Linked DNA regions of Homo sapiens: regions 2 and 3 are each linked to region 1. The links are chromatin contacts, found by Hi-C in ENCODE. All regions are on one chromosome and are shown on one strand. The core of a region is the stretch at or near the end of the contact, and the rest is flanking DNA. Distances in the headings are between cores, read along the strand shown.

Region 1 (3,947 bases), core at 440-2,939:
TGTGTGTGTGTGTGTGTGTGTATGTAATTTTTTTTTTTTTTTTTTTTTTTTTTTAGATAGAGTCTCGCAAACACCCAGGTGGGAGTGCAGTGGCACGATCAAATTCACTGCAGCCTCTACCTTCTGGGCTCAAGTGATCCTCCCACCTCAGCCTCCCAAGTAGCTGAAACCACAGGCACATGTCATCAAGTCTGGCTAATTTACAAAAACATTTTGGCTGAGTGCAGTGGCTCACGCCTGCCATCCCAGCACTTGGGAGGCCGAGGCGGGCAGATCACGAGGTCAGGAGTTCAAGACCAGTCGGGACAATATGGTGAAACTCCATCTCTACTAAAAATACAAAAATTAGCCAGGCGTGGTGGTGCGTGCCTGTAGTCCCAGCTACTGGGGAGGCTGAGACAAAAGAATTGCTTGAACCCGGGAGGCGGAGGTTGCAGTGAGCAGAGATTGTGCCACTGCACTCCAGCCTGGATGACAGAGCGAGACTCCGTCTCAAAAAAACAAAAAAACATAAAAACCTTTTTTTGGTAGAGACACGGTCTCTCTATGTTGCCCAGGCTGGTTTCAAACTCCTGGGTTCAAGGGATGCTCCCACCTTGTCCTCTCAAAGTGTTGGCATTACAGGCGTGGGCCGCCACACCTAGCCAGAGTTCAACAAATATTGCAGGCACGTGTGGGAGACCAGGACATGCCTCCCCAAAACATGAAGGATTGTGCTAAAGACAAGCAGCAGCACATTCAGGAAAGCTCTCTACCCTGGCCCTATTTGCCTAAAAGTAGGACACAGGTTTACAAAGACAAAAGGTATCCTGTCCCTCTGTCTACCTAGGAGAACAAAGACAACTTTAGACCCCTATGGCCTGGAGATGGTACCAGAGGAATTTACATTAACAAGCTTGACTAACTGGCCTTTGTCTTTTTTTTTTTTTTTTTTTTTTGCCTTCTCACAAGTTGCCTCCTGGAGAGACTCAAAGCCCTATTTCTTTGTCTTGTAACTTAAAAAAATTACTGTTCTTTGTTGAAGATGCTATAAAAACTGGAATTCAAAGTCACCTCTTCCAGAACGACTCATTCCCTCCAGATTTCTCATGTATAAATGAAATACACATGTCAGTAAATTTCTGTCTGTTTTTCTCTTGTTAATTTGTCTTTTGTAACAGGAGTCTCCCCCAACTAAGAACCTATGAGGGCTACAGAAAATCCCCTACAAATGAAAGGGGCAGAAATGACAAACTGCGATGAAAGGCCATAAGGATGCTCACACCCGAATCTAAAAAGCCCTTTGTGTGGGCCGCAGCCAAGCATACTTTGGCAAGAAATTTCTGTGGCTCTAACCTCCTTTGAAAACTGGAGAACCAAGGCCAGGAGGCAGAAGGAGGTGGCAGACCCGGCCCGGCGGCGGCCCAGCACGCGCAGGCCACCCAGAGTGGAGGTGGGAAACGGCATTACGCCCCTTTCCCTTTTCCTGGTCCCGCGGTGCTACCTCGTGTGCCACCCTTAAAGCGTAGTCCCCGCCGAGACCGCCCCCGCCTGAGTGGCAAGGGGACGAACTGCGCCCTGAACAGGCCTGGAAGCCCAACCCGGTGCGGACCGCCCTCAGTCTCCTAGTCCGGGCGCGCTGAGCGCAGGGGGGCGCTGTCCTCACCCACGCGTAAGTCGCCGCAGGGCGTTTCCGGGCGGAGAAAACCTACACGTGATGGGCGCCCACCGAGTGCCAGCACCGCCTCCTCCAGCTCCGCCAAGTAGGTGGGATCCACTACTTTGCAGAGGAGGAAGCCGTTCAGGCCTCCCTCTGTGCACTTTGCAAAAGCCTCTGCCCTTCCATCTCGAATCCCTTGGCGCCGATCACACTTCCTCTGCCTGGAAACCTGGAGCCGTCTCTCGCGAGACGTCCTCCGCCCTGTAGAAGGCCGTTTCGGTTCTTCGTGCGCGGTAGCCGCCCCACTTGCGGGATTCCAAGGCCTCATCGAGTGCGGGTATCTGGCTGTGGATTCGCCGCCGTCCTGCTGGACGCCTGGAGGCTCGAACCCCGCCGCCCCCCTACCCCAGGCTTTACTCCCACCCCGGCTTCCGCCCACTGTGCTGCCCTTCCTCGGACCTGGGCTGTCGGGAGAGCTGGAGGTGAGCGCTCTTGGGAGAGCCCAGCCAATTTAAAGAGTACCCCTGAGAAGACTTTGCGGAGGAAAATTTAACTGCGGGTACCCGCTGAGTTTATGGTGCGCCCAGTGTTACCAGAGCTTGTGTTGTGCATCAGGACTGGGAAAATTGGCAAGGAGTTACGCTATAATGACTCATATTTTATTGAACTTTGGTCATCAGCCAGGATTTGTTCTAAGTACTTTATTGTCACTAACATATATATTTATGTCTTCACGGCCACCCCGAGGTGGTTACTGTTATATCCACTGTGCAGATGAGGAAACTAAACTGGCTTAGAGAAGTGAAGGAGTTCACACCCGCGGGCAGGAGTAGACCACCCTCTCCTTGGTGTCCACACCTCGTTTCTTCAGGACTGAAGAGGCAGGCCCTGGAGCTCTGCCTGGGTTGCCTGCACTTGTGGAGGTTCCCATTCCTCCCTTCCCTCAGTTCCTACCCGCCATCTGCCTCAGAACACCACATAATCTCATCCTACCCTTTACACCACAAGACCCCCAGGACTCCCAGGCAATACTCTGCTTTAACTCAGGAAATTTTAACCTGGCATTTGGTAATTGAGGTGAGCAAGGGTGGAAAAAGAATGTTGATGACCCCTTAGGCTGGAGAGTGAAAAACTTTTGCAGAAGTAGAACACGCTAAAGCAGCAATACATTAAAGTCACGTCAATGTGGCAAGTGCAGTCCCTGGCACGTACTAGGTCCTTAACAGATTTTTCTTGTTGAAGTCGTTGCACATATGGTTACAGCTAAGGGACACAGGAAGTGATGAGTGCATAAACCTAAAGGAAGGGGCAGATAAGAGAAAGGGGACTCCCATGACTCCAACTCCTTTCTGATGCTTGGTGCTATGGAAATCCCTTGAGCAGGCCTGTGCGTTTTGTCTTTTTGCAGATGTTCACCCTTCCTCAAAAGGACTTCAGGGCTCCCACCACCTGTCTGGGCCCCACCTGCATGCAGGACCTGGGCAGTAGCCATGGGGAAGATCTGGAAGGAGAATGCTCCAGAAAACTGGACCAGAAGCTGCCAGAGCTCCGTGGAGTGGGTGATCCTGCCATGATCTCCTCTGATACCTCCTACCTGTCCTCTAGAGGAAGAATGATTAAATGGTTCTGGGATTCAGCTGAGGAGGGCTACAGGACCTACCACATGGATGAGTATGATGAGGACAAGAACCCCAGTGTGAGTGAAGCTCCCCTCCCACTGGGACCCAAGAGAGAACTGCAGGGTGGGGTACCCTACCTTGACCAATAAGGCAGCATCCAGCCTGCTCTTATGAGGTTGGAGTTATGGTACTCTGACCTCCAAGAGGGCTTCTGATGTAGCTTAGAGAGGCCCCAGTGTACTGCCTGGATCAGGAAATGGTCCATTTAGAATATAGGGGACCTTGATTTCTGAGGGAGGAATTCAAGAACCATATGATGTTCTATGGATTCTGACCCACGACCTGTCGACTATCCAACTTTAGAGCTAGGGCAGAACTAAGGTTCAGGTTGCAACTGTTTTACTTATAGGTTGTGTGTTGCTGAGCTAGTTACTTAACTTCCTTGAATCTTAAGTTATCTCTAAAATGAGATAATAAGGCCAAGCATGGTGGTTCATGCCTGTAATCCCAGCACTTTGGGAGGCTGAGGCAGAGGGAACACTTGAGGCCAGGAGTTTGAGACCAGCCTGGGCAGCATAGCAAGACCCCATCACTACAAAAAGGTAAAAATAAAAAAATTAACAGGGTGTGGTGGCGTGCACTTGTGGTCCCAGCTACTGGGGAGGCTGAGGTGGAAGGATTGCTTGAAC
Region 2 (3,947 bases), core at 1,001-3,500, 660 kb after region 1:
TTACCTTCTATTTATAGTAATGTGATGCTGGCTTTCCATTTATGGTAATAATTTAACATATCTTTTTAAAAACAAGCTCACTTAAGTAAATTAAAAAAGAATGAAAAAATAAGAGTTGATTTAGAGAAGCCTATTCAGCAGATGTCCTTAGCTAATGCACAGATAGGGCCAGGTCCTCCATGGAGGCTGGAGAGAGGCTGAGGTCCAGGAAACTGACTTGGAACTGGAGTCAGGGACCGAGCTGGTTGTCTAAGTTGTGCAGCGGGTCTGCACTCTCTTCCCCTGCGCCTGCCCCGTTCTGCCAAGCCCCAGACCCTTAGAGACTCTATCCCTCTCTCTGCCTGTCTCTGGTCTCCACTTCCCCAGCTCCAGCACCCTTGCTGTGGGCTTCCCGTTTTTCCTCTTTAAATGTATGTGGCGCCTGGTGTCCAAGGAGGCTCACACGGGGCCTCTCCCAGCAGCATTCCACAAGTGCAGGGCCTGTGGGGTGTTCAGCCTCCACCCTCCATTCTGTTTTGGCAGCTGAAGGGTGAATGTGGAGCCCTTCTCCTTGTCCTCCTCTTATAGAAATTCCACCATTAGGGACTTCCTCCCCTTGGGTGAAGCTTTGCTCACTCTGGGTCCCTTTGAAACCGCGGATCCAGGGATTTTTCTTCCAGCCACGTGCCTACTCTAAGAGTCCCGGTGACGCGGTGAAGTTCTTTAAAGGACCAGACATCCCTGAAGTCCTTACAGGGACATCCCCTTACAGGGACGAATCCATTTCCTGGAATGTGGGCAAGGAAAGGCAGCCACTTCCTGCCTCTCAAAACTCTGGCTGGTGGCTGGGTGCAGTGGCTACGTCTGTCATCTCAGCACTTTGGGAGACTGAGGTGGGAGGATCACTTGAGGCCAGGAATTGGAGACCAGCCTGGGCAACATGGTAAGAGTCCAGCTCTACAAAACACACACGCACACACACACACACACACACACACACACACACACACACACCAAAAACAACAGAAAACATTAGCCAGGCATGATGGCACATGCCTCTGGTCCCAGCTACTCGAGGGGGCTGAGTTGGAAGGATTGGATTGCTTGAGCCCAGGAGGTCGAGCCTACAGTAAGCCGTGCAGGAGGTCGGGCTACAGTGAGCTGTGCTTGTTGACCAGGCTTGTCCAGCCTGGTCAGCAGAGCGAGACCTTGTCTCAAAAACAAAACAAAAACAAAACAAGAAGATCCCCCTCCCCCCAAACTCTGCCCAGTGGCCTGACTACCAACATCCATATACAAGACAGGAGTAGGGTCAACTCCTTCCTATCAGTCACCCCTTAGTGAGAATCAGCTGGCCAAGGGGCCTCCTGCAGAGCTGATGTGTGCTTGAATGCCTAGGGCCCACGGGGATGGGGTGTGGAAGCTTCAAGCTGGGACTCAAAACAGAGTTGCCAAGGGAAGAGGAGTGGGCGACCCGAGCCCCTGTCATCAGTACTTTCACTTGGGCTGTCAGTTTTGATCTGCTTGCTTGTCCGTTTTGTCTGGGGCAGGGTCGGGTAGTTGTTTAGAGGAGGCTCAGAGGTTAAAAGTCTCAGGCAAGTCATGTCAGGGGTTGGGAGCCAGTGCTGCTGTGGCAGCAGTACAGAGAAGAAAAGATAAGCTCCCCAGCCCCGCAAGAACCTCAGCCCTGAGGCCGGAGACACAGATCTGGCCCCTTGCAATCAAGTCATTTGCATCTGACCTGGGGTCAGGCCCCTCCATGCAGGAAGTCCCCTTTCTTATCTGCAAGTCAGAGGAGGGTGAGTTCCCCAGGCTTTCAACAGGTACTTCCCCCGGCAGCGGGAAGCCCAGGAGCCCGATCAGGACCGAGGATCTCACCCCAACCCCTGCGTTTGGGCCCCGGGGTCAGCTGAAAGTTCCCCTGGAATAAACACTTCGGGTCCAGCATGCCCCTCTCCCCACTCCCGCAACGATCTTCCGAATTCAGACGCAGAGAGGGCCCGCGAGCAGAGCGGGAGGTGGTCGGAGGCGGAGGAAGGGGAGATGGGCAGAGGGTGGGCCCAGGGACCCCCAGACAAGGCCTGGACGCGGGGTTGGAGGAGGAGGCGGAGGCTGGCGGGAGGCGAGGGGCAGCCCGCAGAGGAGACGCGCTTCTCGGCAGCAACGGCGTCTGGAGCCGGGAGGGGCGGAGGTTTGGGGAGGGGGAGGGAGGGCGGGGGAGGGGAGGGACGGACGGCGGCGGAGGTGGGGCCGGCGGGCTGGCGGGCGTGCAGCTGCCGCCGGCGTCGCGGGGCTCCAGGCTGCGGGGCGGACGTAGCGCCGAGCGATCCACCGCGGAGCCGCGCGAGGCCGCCCGAGCCCCAGCCCCGGCCCCGGCCCCAGCCCCGGCCCCGGCCCCGGCCCCGGCCCCGGCCCCGGTCCCGGCCCCGAGCCCCGAGCGAGCGCCGCCGCCTCGCGCTGCGGGTCCCCGGACGCGCCGCCACCGCCGGGAAGGCAGCCGGCGCCGGGCAAGTTGCGAGCGCGCCCCTCCGACCAGGAAAGTTTCCCCCCGGCCGCCGGCGGGATTTGGCGCGGGGTCCGGCAGCCGCCGCTGGAAGGTATGGGGCTCCGCACCTCCGTGCCCTCCGCACGCCGCCGCCGCGCCCCCGGGGACCTGGGGACCCCCCCGCGCGCCGCCCCGGGGGTGCTGCTGGACGCGGCGGGGAATTGGGGTGGAGTAGGGATCCCAGGACGGAAGCCCGGCAACCAAGTTCCACTCAAACTAGCACGCGGGGGCTGGGGGGCCGGGGACGGTCTCCACCCCGTGCCTGCCCGGAGTCCGCTGAGGGCCGGGGGCTGCGCCCAGGACAGGTGCAGAGCCGGTGGGCTCCCAGTGCTCCGGGTGGAGGAGTGGGGGCTTCTGGAGAACGGCGCGGGGTGGCAGGTGTGGTTACAAGGTTCGGGGTTTCGGCCAGGGCTGCGCCCGGAAAGGGGCTGCTCGCCACGCCACCCGGTAAGACAGTGAGGGACCAGGGACTGGGAGCGGCGATCGGGGCCGGGAGGGCTGTGGGGCCCGGCAGCTGCATGGAGGGCGGGCTGCCTTTGGGGTCCCTGGCAGCGGGGCGGGGCGGGGCGGAGGCGCCACTCGTTCCTCCAGGACCCCCCTTATTCCTTAGGTGTGTGCGGTTTGGGGAAGTGGAGACTCCATGGAGTGCTGGGTGGGTGGGAGGCTCGGGCACGTCCAGATTTAGGGGGCAGTGGGAGCCAGTTGGGACGGTGCTCGGCTCGGGTGGGATCGCGCCGGCTCCGGGTCCTGCTGGAGTGAGGTGACTGGGCTCCCGCCAGGGGGCGCACTGCCCCGGCCCTCGCCAGCAGGAAGCGCGTTCTGGCTCCTGCGAGGCAACCGCGCCGACATCCAGGACGCAGGGACCACAGACACCCAACTTACGCGGGGTCCCGCCCCGAGGAGCCCGCCCTACACTAGCCAGACGGGGGAGCGGGACCAAGAGTGAGGCGAAAGGTTCACAGTTATAACTGCGCCGTGGGCTGGAAAGGCTAGGAGTCAGGATGTGATTTTTCTCGGGAAGGCTGCCAGGGCAAATGGATGAGTAAGAAATTTACCCCCAGAAAAAGATGTAAGAAACTACAACTGCGAATTGGTGCAGAGAGAGTGGGTTGGGGAATTAACTTTTTGACGGTTTTTGGAGTTGCAGAAACCCAAACCCCAAAATGCATGCACCCTTTTTGTAAAAGTTGCACCTTTGTTTCCTGGATCTGGTCGAATCCCTGTCTGGTGAAGGCAGGATGGGGGTCTTGGGGTATCCTCTCTCTGGGCACAAGTAAACTGGGAGGCACAGGGCGGGCGGTGGGGGATGGGGCCTTAAAGACTTCAGCAGTCCAGGCAGAAGTGTTAAATTTCTCAGCAGTCAACGAGCCCTGGCCCCCACCCTCATCCCCTGGGTCTGTGGTCTCTAGGCCACATTCTTCTG
Region 3 (3,947 bases), core at 661-3,160, 530 kb after region 1:
TTCTACAATGCATGTTTATTCCCTTTGTAATAAGAAGCTGGGACGCTCAGCCTATTTTCTGAGAAGCCAAAATTCCCCTTCTCGCCTTGGCAGACCCCACAACTCCCAGCCCCTAGTCCCAGAGGGAGTCTGTGGAACAAGCACAGGTCTCACCTCTGGGTCTCTGTCAATGGATCACTAACTTCCCGGCCCCCTGACTTCAAACAGAGTCCATCTGTGCAAGTTCCAGAGCCTGGGTCATGGAGGTGAGGGGTGAGGGTCTCCCTCTGTCATTTTGCTCCCACCAGCCCCAGCCCCAGCCCCAGCCCCAGTGCAGTGGCTGATCCGGATCCTAACTGCCAAGCATCAAGTGCCTGGCACACAAGACTGCTCGTGGGACCTCATTTCCTAGCTGTGTGGCTTTGGGCTAGTTGTCTAACCTCTCTGGGCCTCTGCATCCTCTAAGGCAGGGACAGGGTTAGTACCCACCTCCTGGGGTTGCTGCAAGGGCAGACTGAGCTGATCCCCTCACTGGCCTGCCTGCCTTCTCTCTTCCAGGAAGCTCCAGGACTGGCGGGATGGGCTCAGCCTGTATCAAAGTCACCAAATACTTTCTCTTCCTCTTCAACTTGATCTTCTTTGTAAGTATGTCCCATGCCGTCCTGACCACCTCCGAAAAGATTCTCCTTCCAGGGGCATCCCAGCCTGAGCCTTTCCAGAGCCGACCGGGCCGGGGATTGGGGGGATTTGGTGGGTAGGGACTGAGGACGAACTATCTCCAACGGAACCTAGTTGGGGTGGTGAGGAGATTCCCTGCCATTCCCAGCTGGTCCTTTGACCAAGCACTGGATTCCTGACCCGGCCTTCCCCTCTCCTAGATCACCCAAAGCCTGGGCTGGCGGTGGGTATGGGGAAGGAGAGGAGAGCCCCTGGGCATCCCCCTAACTCAACAGCAGGAGCTGCTAGAAGAAGCCTCTTAGCATCTCTCTAGTCCTGTCCTGGCCCCCACCCTGCCCATGTGAAGAATTGACCTGTGACAGTTCCAGGCCCCAGTTGCCCCTATCACACCCCCGTCCCTGTCGTGGGAAGGTATCTCCCTGAGCTCTCATAGGGAGAGCAAGAGGGCGCCAGGCGTGGGGCCAGTGAAGGGCACATACCTCCTTCCCCAGACCCACCCCAGCAGATGGGCCATCCGGATGTCAGCTCTGTGGACATTGACTGCTGGTTTTCCTGGGGCCTCGGTTTTCCTCTCTGGCCTGGCATGGACTGCCTCTTGCCTTGGAGTTGCTGGGATGGTGGGGTGTGTGTGTGAGTGAGAGTGTGTTGTTGGGGGGCAGTGCCCTGGAGAGGACTTCATAGCCTCAGAGTAGTGTTGGGAGCGCTGGCTTCCCTGTGTTGACGGTTTAACCCTATAGTGTTAAAAAAAAATCAGGTTGTACAGTAGGATGTTTCTTATGATCCAAAGTTTTAAATGTACGTATTCATTAAAAAGTGAGTATTTTTGAGAGGAGAAGAAAATACCTCAATGTTAATGTTGGGATTCTTGGGAATTTTGATTTTATTCTTTATGCATCTCTGTATTTTCCCAATTTTCTACGGTAGATATTAATTACTTGTTTGGGGAACAGGGGGTTTACATTACAAGTTACATAGTTTATGGGAAGTTTGGGAAATAAACAAGAATCATTCTAAATTCCCCTTCTGGCCAGACATGGTAGGTCTTGCCTGTAATCCCAGTGCTTTGGGAGGCCAAGGCAGGAGGATTGTTTGAGTCCAGGAGTTCTAGACCAGCTTGGGCAACATAGCAAGACCCTGTTTCTCTACAAAAAAAAAAAAAAAAAAAAAAAGAATTTTAAAAATTCCCCCTTCACAGCTTTAACCCAATGCACAGACATGTACAATGTGTTCCTGGCACCCGCACACAAGTGTTCATACACGCATGCACACACACAGGAAGCCCTGGCGCTGCCTGCCTTGCTTTTTTTCCACCCTGGCCCCGGCCCTAGCTCCCTCCTGGAGGACCCTGTGAGGCCCCACTGTGGCTCTGGCCCTCTGCTCATGGCAGCCGGGCCTGGAACCCACCCCAGGCCGGGCTTGGGCTTCCCCAGCTTGGCGGTCAGGTCTCTCCTGGCTGCCCTAGGACTTTGGGAAGCAGCTGCCTGTGCAGGCAAAGCCAAGCTTTTCCTGGCAAGCACTTGGTGTCTGGGCGGAGACCCAGCATAAAGGCCAATGGGCCAGGACTCGGGGGAAGGGGTGCGTGGGCACTGTAGCTCTATCCCTGGGGGCTTTAGGGACTAGAGAGAGGAGCCTGGGCTCTGGCCTAGGAGATCACGGAGCTTGGGTTTCAGTGATAAAGAAACTTTCCTTCATGCAGTGGGGGTTGGGGAGACCCTCATAGAGAAAGGGAGTGGGGTTGGTGGTTTCAGCCAGGGTGGCCCTTTCTGTCCTGCTCGCAAGTTGCCCTGTGGAACCAGGGACTGGAAAAGCTGCTCTCTGGCCAGGGCTTGGCCTCCTTTTGGCTCCTCCAGGGGCTGGCAGGAGTCAGGTGTTAACTGTCTGTGTACTGGGGCCTAGGATGACCCATCAGGATGGTGGAGGGGGGAGGGGCAGCTTGTATGACAGGAGGGTGAGAGTGAAAGAGGAGGGCTGGAGGAGGCAGAACGGGCTTGTTTACTCCTCAGCAAATGTGTATCTGACACCTCAGCATCTTCAGATGTTCAGGGCGGAAGAGCCCTGATTGCTATACTTCCGGAGCTTGTGTCCTAGGGAGCAGTGGGCTTCCATCAAATAACTACTCAAATGCATGAAAAATTGCAGTTGTTGGGGGTACTAGGAACAGATAGGCTCTTCGGAAAGCAGATGAGGCTCTTGGCCTGGTCATGGAGGTCAGCAAAGGCTTCCTGGGGTTCTGGGTGTGGCTTTGGAGAGGGGGATCCTGGCAGCAGGGGCAGCCGGTGGAGGCAGAGTGCACCTCCCCAGGCATAGACCCGGCCAGCCTGCCTCTTTGTTTTATGCACATTGGGAGGGGTTTCGTGGTTGGATTTGTGGTTTGGAAAAATCCCCGTGGCTGCTATGTGTGCTCGCGCCTGCGTGCATGTGCACCTGTATGTCTTTGCCTGTACTCCCTCTGGACTCCAGACTCCCCAGCGCATTGCCACTTTTCTCAGGTCCAAAGGAATGCAGAGGCACTGGTGCTGTGGCTATGCTGGGGAAGGACGCTCACTGCTCTGAGGGTCCTGGCTCCTGATGGGTCCCATCTGGGGATTGGGGAAGGGCTGGGGGAGTGATTAACATGGGGCCTGCCCCACAGCTCCAGTCTTGGTTCACAGAGAAAAAGGGGGTGCCATGGTGCCTTGCCCATTCTGGTAGGCTGCCCAGCCTCCTTTCTGGCTCTGCCACAGCCCCGTGGCTAATCCAGCCACATCTGACCATCAGGCTGGGGTCATCAGACCTACAGAGGGACTGAATGGGTAGCCCCGGGGACTTTGCTCTCTGGGTTCCTCTTGGCAAGCTGAGGAGCCAGCTGAGTAGTGTGGGGTTTTGATCTACTTGGGATTATGTGTGCCAAGAGGGGATTTTCTGTCCTGCCTCCCATTCCCTTTTGGTAGGGGCTGTCCTCCCTCCTGTCCCACCCTGTGAATGTGGGAGGGAATGGGGCAGGGGCTCTGCCCACATGGGTCTGAGATGCAGAGGGAGCAGACGTGGGCCTGAGCACTGGCCCCTGCCTCGCTGTGCTGTGGGGTGGTTGTGGGCTGGGTAGGGTTGCAGGTCTTGGGGAACCAAACTCCCAGGTCCTGGAAAGCCCCCATTTCCCCCAGCTGTGCAAATTAAGGTGGACCCACCTTCCAGCAGACTCTTCTCCTCCCCAGTGTCTCAGGGGCTTTTCTGTCCCGAGACTGGCTTTCTGGGTGAAGGCCCAGGATGGATCCAAAATATCCCTATAGCTCACCTGCCACCATCTGGCTTCC

What was found. A loop is a pair of places that touch in the nucleus more often than their neighbours do. Pooled maps may share reads with other maps.
Region 2: a pooled map shows a loop between it and region 1 (4-fold over the local background). The contact joins the promoter of TSPAN18 here to the promoter of ACCS in region 1. A Hi-C loop is called at or near these places in 6 of 50 pooled maps.
Region 3: a loop to region 1 is called in a pooled map, with 5 times the contacts of the local background. The contact joins the enhancer-like site here to the promoter of ACCS in region 1. A Hi-C loop is called at or near these places in 6 of 50 pooled maps.

The regions. Positions count from the first base shown.
Region 1 is chr11:44,064,581-44,068,527 of GRCh38, forward strand. It overlaps ACCS (1-aminocyclopropane-1-carboxylate synthase homolog (inactive)), which reads left to right and starts at 1,690. Exons shown (of 15, transcript NM_032592.4): 1 at 1,690-2,121; 2 at 3,048-3,335. The coding sequence starts at 3,048. RefSeq lists enhancers at 1,330-1,459, 1,560-1,649, 1,670-1,859.
Region 2 is chr11:44,724,712-44,728,658 of GRCh38, forward strand. It overlaps TSPAN18 (tetraspanin 18), which reads left to right and starts at 2,251. Exons shown (of 10, transcript NM_130783.5): 1 at 2,251-2,576. The region is part of intron 2 of TSPAN18-AS1 (TSPAN18 antisense RNA 1); the gene reads right to left. RefSeq lists enhancers at 779-1,639, 1,640-2,501, 1,868-2,037, 3,753-3,947 and silencers at 2,228-2,377, 3,214-3,383.
Region 3 is chr11:44,594,106-44,598,052 of GRCh38, forward strand. CD82 (CD82 molecule) reads left to right here. Exons shown (of 10, transcript NM_002231.4): 3 at 538-620. The coding sequence starts at 558. Among named protein-coding and RNA genes, the nearest start is that of CD82-AS1, 9.3 kb to the right of the region's middle. RefSeq lists enhancers at 2,118-2,696, 2,697-3,276, 2,700-2,939. Within about 2 kb of position 1,911, at least 23 of the 41 ENCODE cell types and tissues checked have a DNase peak (open chromatin) inside an H3K27ac peak, as active enhancers do.